Regions from separate parts of the Homo sapiens genome. Here region 1 is linked to region 2. Evidence: chromatin contacts called from ENCODE Hi-C or POLR2A ChIA-PET data. All regions are on one chromosome and are shown on one strand. The core of a region is the stretch at or near the end of the contact, and the rest is flanking DNA. Distances in the headings are between cores, read along the strand shown.

Region 1 (2,700 bases), core at 121-2,620, 220 kb before region 2:
GGCTAGAGTTGATATATTACCCTGGAATGTTTCAAAAGTTTTTTTTAAAAAAAAGAATCTGAAGTTTAGATTTGAGAATATCATTAAGGGAAGTCTTATAATTTACCTTCAAACAAAATGCAATTTTATTGCTAAAGTGAGGCATGAGTTATTTTACAGCCAAAGAGAAGGTACAGTATTAAACACATCATTTGTTTATTTTGAAAATACACCCTGGACCTGTGGATGTACATACTGTAATTGAAGTCATCTCAACAACAATTACTGGCCAGTTTCACACTCACTTAGCGGGGGAGGTGTGTTTCAATTAGTGGTTTCTTGCCAGTACTTCCTCATACTTTTTAGGCAACTCTTTGGACATTAGGGGGTTGTAGAGAAGTAGAAAGGAAAACTCATTACCCAGCCCTCAGAGAGTTCAGAAATTAAGTATAAGTTTGTACTACTCACGGCTCTGCCTGTAGGCTTCTGTCCTCAGCCACGTAGTTAGAAGGAATATAGCCTTGTAGTTGCTGACTGGAGCCATCTCGTCTTTTCTCCAAGTGTCTGGCAAACCACCAGCCCTCATGCAAAGTGTCCAGAACTTGAAGTTTGTCACCTGCTCGGAAGCTCAAGTCCTCAGCAGTCCGAGCCTGGTAATCAAACAAAGCCACAAAGTAGTGGCCATGCCTCTGTGACTGGGGAGAGCAAAGGGCCCCTGGATTTTCAATCACGGTTGACTTGTCTGCCTCCGTGGACAAACAGGGGAGATAGGGTTCTAGGTACTCCCAGAGCCTCTGACAGATGTTGCTCATTGTGCCTTGGTGGGGAGAAGAGGAGCAGGGCTTCTCCCTCTCCCCTTAGTCTCTGCGATCCACCTTATCTTCCTTCACCAGGCAACTTTGAAGTCAGCACCAACTCACCATACTTCGGAGAGTATGCAAAGTCCCGTTTCAGATCAGTCCAGCAGCTGGGTTGCAGCAAGTCCTACCTGGAGAGACTTACCGGCTTGCTTTCTGTGGCTGGAGGTGCTACCCCGAGGCAAAACTGAGCAGGAGCTGGGCAGCTGCTCACTAGGAAGGTGTCTTTTCTTCTTATCTGCTTAAGAATCCCACAACAAAAATAAAATAAAATTAAAAGGGCTTTATTTAGACAAATATCTGAGAACAGAATGGTGCCATCTTGCCTTTTGTCCCAATAAAAAGTTAGCAAGAGGAAGCTACTAACCCCTGGTAAAACCTCCACGTCTTGCTTTCGCCAGGAGCTCTCCCCCTGTTTCAAGTCTGTTCCTGTCTTTCGACCAGTCCGGATCTGGACGGCTCTCTCCTTTTTGCTAATGAATAACCAACCAGCAGAGGCTGTTGCCTTTAACATTCTGAGCTATGAACAGACTGTAATAATTTCCCCTTACTTCCTGGTTTCTTTCTGTCTGTGATCTAAATGGTATTCTGACCTCTTTACCCCTCCCATCTCCCACACCCAAGATAGACCAGATCCTTTACCAAACTGTTAAAGCAGCCGCTAAAATCTATATTCCTTTTGTTTCATCCTGGAGAAACAGGCTAGCCCAGGTAGCTTTTTGTCTTGTTATGTTCCCAGCACTGAAATTCACGGCAGAGATTTTTTTCCCTGACAAATAGGAGTAGAATTGTTTTGCCACCACTAGGGGAAATTTAAAAAGGCAAATTAAAGTATTTAGGTATTTCTTGTCAGACACAGAGCAATTGGAAAAGAACCATCAAGTCACTCCCTTTTCTCATTACCAAGAATAGATTTTAATAGCTTCAAAGAATAGTCACAGTCTGGAAAAGTAAGAAAGCAGCTGACTAAAATGCTGAGAACCCAAAATGTTGCTTTTTCCCACAGACATTTAATTTCCTATCCTTCAAGTACTATTTGGGAAACACACACACACACACACACACACACACACACACGCTACACACCAACTAGGTGACCAGTAGAGAAAAAAAGAGTAGAACAGAAAAAGAGCTCTTTGCACACTGCTGTGGGGGCTCTTTCTGCTAAACTTTGACCTCCAGATCTATGCTAGTTCTTACTAACTTGGCAAGAACTCAGGAACTAATGAGACTGACATCAGGACAGCCATCTCTAGACAGGCAGTGGTTTTTGCTTGACCTTCCCTAGTTCGGAGCAGCTGTCTCACAAATATGTGCCCTGGCAAAAACAGCCGGGCAATGAGTCTGGCAGATCAACGTACGGTCATTTATACTAGTAGACAGCATTGCAAACTTGTTTATGAAGTGTCACTGATCTCTCTATAAGACTTTTTTTTTATTTCTTTCTTAAAAACAATCTTTCTAAATGTTGTGAGACCCTTGAACCTGGCTAACCTATTCCTAGTACAAGCTCATAACTTCTGTTCTTTTTCAAATTGCAAGGCATTTAGTAATCAGAATAATCAAACTCAAGAAAAAGGAAGAAAGAAAGGAAGAAAGAAAGAAAGAAGAAAGAAAAGAAAGAAAAAGAAAGAAAAGAAAGAAAGAAGGAAAGAAAGAAAGAAAGAAAAGAAAAGAAAAGAAAAAGAAAATCAGAGAACCATGGCATCAGCCCAACCTGCTATTACTTTGTGCAAAAATCAGTCCATAGCAGTGGACAGATCAATTGGTTAAAATAAAATCTTGTGTTATGCTCCCAAGTTTCTCCAATTGTCTTTGGAGTCAGAGTACAAATAACAAGTTGACAGAAGTATAAAAGCCAAAA
Region 2 (2,700 bases), core at 84-2,583:
CACGCAACAGGTAGTATTGCAGTGGATTTGGCCACAGATCCTCTTTAATAATCTCAGCAATTTTGTCGGACTCTGGAAGGCTGTGGTCTGAAAACCAAGTGAAGAAGCTGCAGATGAGGTCTTGGTTTCTGCGAATGAAGGACTGGGGTTCATGCCCCCTGCGCCATATAATTGGAGTAGAAAGAGACACCACTCGGCCGGAGGATCTTACCTCATATTCCTTGACAATCAGCTTGTTTCTGAAGTAGGGGTTTCTTCTAAAGAAGAACTTGAACTTGCAACCGGTTCTAGGGTGTCTGAGTTCCTTCACCTCTAAATTGGTTATGTACCTTAACATCTCTGCATCTTGGCCCCTAATCATGGCGGACAACTGGGGGTGGTTTCGAAAAGCAGTCATCCAGAAGCCCGGGATATTCTGAATGATGTAGTTCCTCCGCTCCAGGTAGTGTCGACGCATCCGCCCAAACTTGTGCTCCAGCTGTTGGAAGGCCCTGTCGGCCTGAGCATTCACAGTGTCCAGTTCCAGCTGGATGGCCTCCAGAGGGTCCATGCGGAGAGCCTCATGCAAAGGCCAGGGCCCTTCTTCCTCCCTCGCCTCCTCCTCCAATCTATCCTCCTCCGCCACTTCTATTTCTTCACCTTCTGGCGGCTGCTCCTCTACCTCCATCTGCTCCTCCATTACCTCCTTCTCCGCCAGGCCTTCCTTCACCACCTCAGCGCTCTCCCTCTCAGCCACGGCTGCTGAGACGGTGGCGCACTTTCCTGTCTTCACCTCCTCCGCCTCAGCCTCCGCCCCCGCCGTCAGCTCAGACGCGGATCTCTGGGCGCCACAGATTTCTAGGGCCTTCTCTCCACCCTGAACGCCCTTTTTCAGGCTGCGGTCGGCTGCCATCACCACAGAAGCGGCTGCCAGGCCTTCGGCGGGAGGCTGGCCCTCTTCCTGCCCGGCTTTGATCGCCACATGACCGCGACCCCCAACAACTCGGATCTGGGGAGTACCGCCACGGCCCGCGGCATCCTGGGGTACGCCCCCCTCCTCTGAAGGCGGTGGAGGCGGGAGCGCGACGGTCTCCGAGCCTCCCTCACCCGGCTCCGCCATCACCTGTGTCGCCTCGCTTTGGTCGCGGAGCCTCAGGTACTGGTGTGCGTCCTGGTCGCTCGGGACTTGGTCAGAAATAATGATGCTGTGGGTTTGGAGGGGAGTGGTCCTCTTGACCCCATCCAGGCCGCTCATGTTGCTAACAGTCGGACCAACCGCAGGCGAACGCCCGTTTTCCTCAGAGGCCGAACTGGGAGCTAACCGCCGCTCGCACCGCCCACCCTACAGTCTCACTAACATTTCAGCGGCGGTGTCGTCAGGACTGGAGATCTCACGGTATCGCGAGAACTTGCTGAGCCCGGGATTGGTTCCGCCGCTCCCTGCCAGCCAACCGGATTCTCTGGGCTTTATTTCTGTGAATTTACCCATAGCAACAGTAATTTTACCTACGTAAATAAATGTCGATTGTGCTGAGTCTGGAAGCGCGGACGACCCACCTTGAGATGCATCTAGCGACTGCTCCCAGCATGTAGGAGCAGTTGTAAAATCACAGCCGTAACAGTGCCTGCTCTCCAGTGTCTGAAAACAAATGTTTTTCTGGTCTTCACTTTTTTGAGGCAGGAAGGTAAATCTATTCCCTGTTACTCCACGTAACTAGCAGCAAAAGACTTCTCTTTAAGATTAATAGCAAAATGTTTCCCCCCTTCTTAGTAAAAGTGACATAAAAATATCAATTCTTGCCTCTACGGTTACTGGGGAAAAAAAGCTACTCAGCAGCCTCTTACCACTAAAGCGATGCATAGTATTCATTGCTAATTTTCGATTTATAATCTGCATCAAATAAGAGTTTGTGCTGCATAGTATCGGTAGAAATTAAGCCAGGATCAGTTTGCTAAATGTTCCATGCCTTTTCACTGCAAGAAAGAGGAAATTATAACTATTTCCAGCCCCAAGAACTTAATTTATTATCATATTTAGTTATGTAAGATAGGAATGTTTGGCTCTAACGAAGCATCTGTCTTTAGCAATCAGCTGAGTTCATTAGAGGGGGATGTCAATGTCTCTGGTTGAAGTGTTCCAGTTTGTTGACTTGTGAGTTAAACTGGTGCTGTCTTAGAGAGCTACAAGGCCTCAGAGAAATATCAGTGGGGGGAGCCACATACCACCATTTTGTGAGGAAAGGCTAGTTAAAATGGACAACTAAGATGGCCTTGAAGTAGAAAACAAACTTGCAAAGGGCAACATGCAGCTGGTGGACTCAAGGTATAAAAGAGGCAAACGTTATTTTCTACTTAATTTGCTTTGTGTGGTAGTAGCCTGATGGCCCTCAAAGATGTACCTGTCTTAGTTATGCGGCCAAAGGGACTTCGCAGATATGATTAAGTTAAAGATTTGGAGATGAGAAGATGATTCTGGATTATACAGGTGGGCCCTATGGAATTACAAATTTCTTATAAGAAGGAGGCAGGAGGGTCAGTCAGAGAAGATAAGAGGACGAAAGCACAGAGAGAGGGAAGGAATGGTGGAGAATAGGTGTGGGAGGGAGGAAAGGGAAATCGCTATGTTGCTGGCTTTGAAGATGGAGGAAGGAGCCAGGATCGTAGGAATAAAGGCAGCCTCTAGAAGCTTGAAAGGTAAGGAAATAGATTCAATCCTAGAGC

The links. A loop is a pair of places that touch in the nucleus more often than their neighbours do. ChIA-PET counts read pairs that join two places held with the same protein, here RNA polymerase II (POLR2A). Pooled maps may share reads with other maps.
Region 1: a pooled map shows a loop between it and region 2 (2.1-fold over the local background). The contact joins the promoter of FRK here to the promoter of TSPYL1 in region 2. A Hi-C loop is called at or near these places in 1 of 50 pooled maps. POLR2A ChIA-PET finds 5 or more read pairs at or near these places in 2 of 52 experiments (MCF 10A and T-cell).

Annotation. Positions count from the first base shown.
Region 1 is chr6:116,059,521-116,062,220 of GRCh38, forward strand. It overlaps FRK (fyn related Src family tyrosine kinase), which reads right to left and starts at 1,371. Exons shown (of 8, transcript NM_002031.3): 1 at 448-1,371. The coding sequence starts at 791.
Region 2 is chr6:116,278,597-116,281,296 of GRCh38, forward strand. It overlaps TSPYL1 (TSPY like 1), which reads right to left and starts at 1,334. Exons shown (of 1, transcript NM_003309.4): 1 at 1-1,334. The coding sequence starts at 1,234. It also overlaps a transcript of DSE not described here. RefSeq lists enhancers at 698-747, 768-1,037, 1,268-1,327.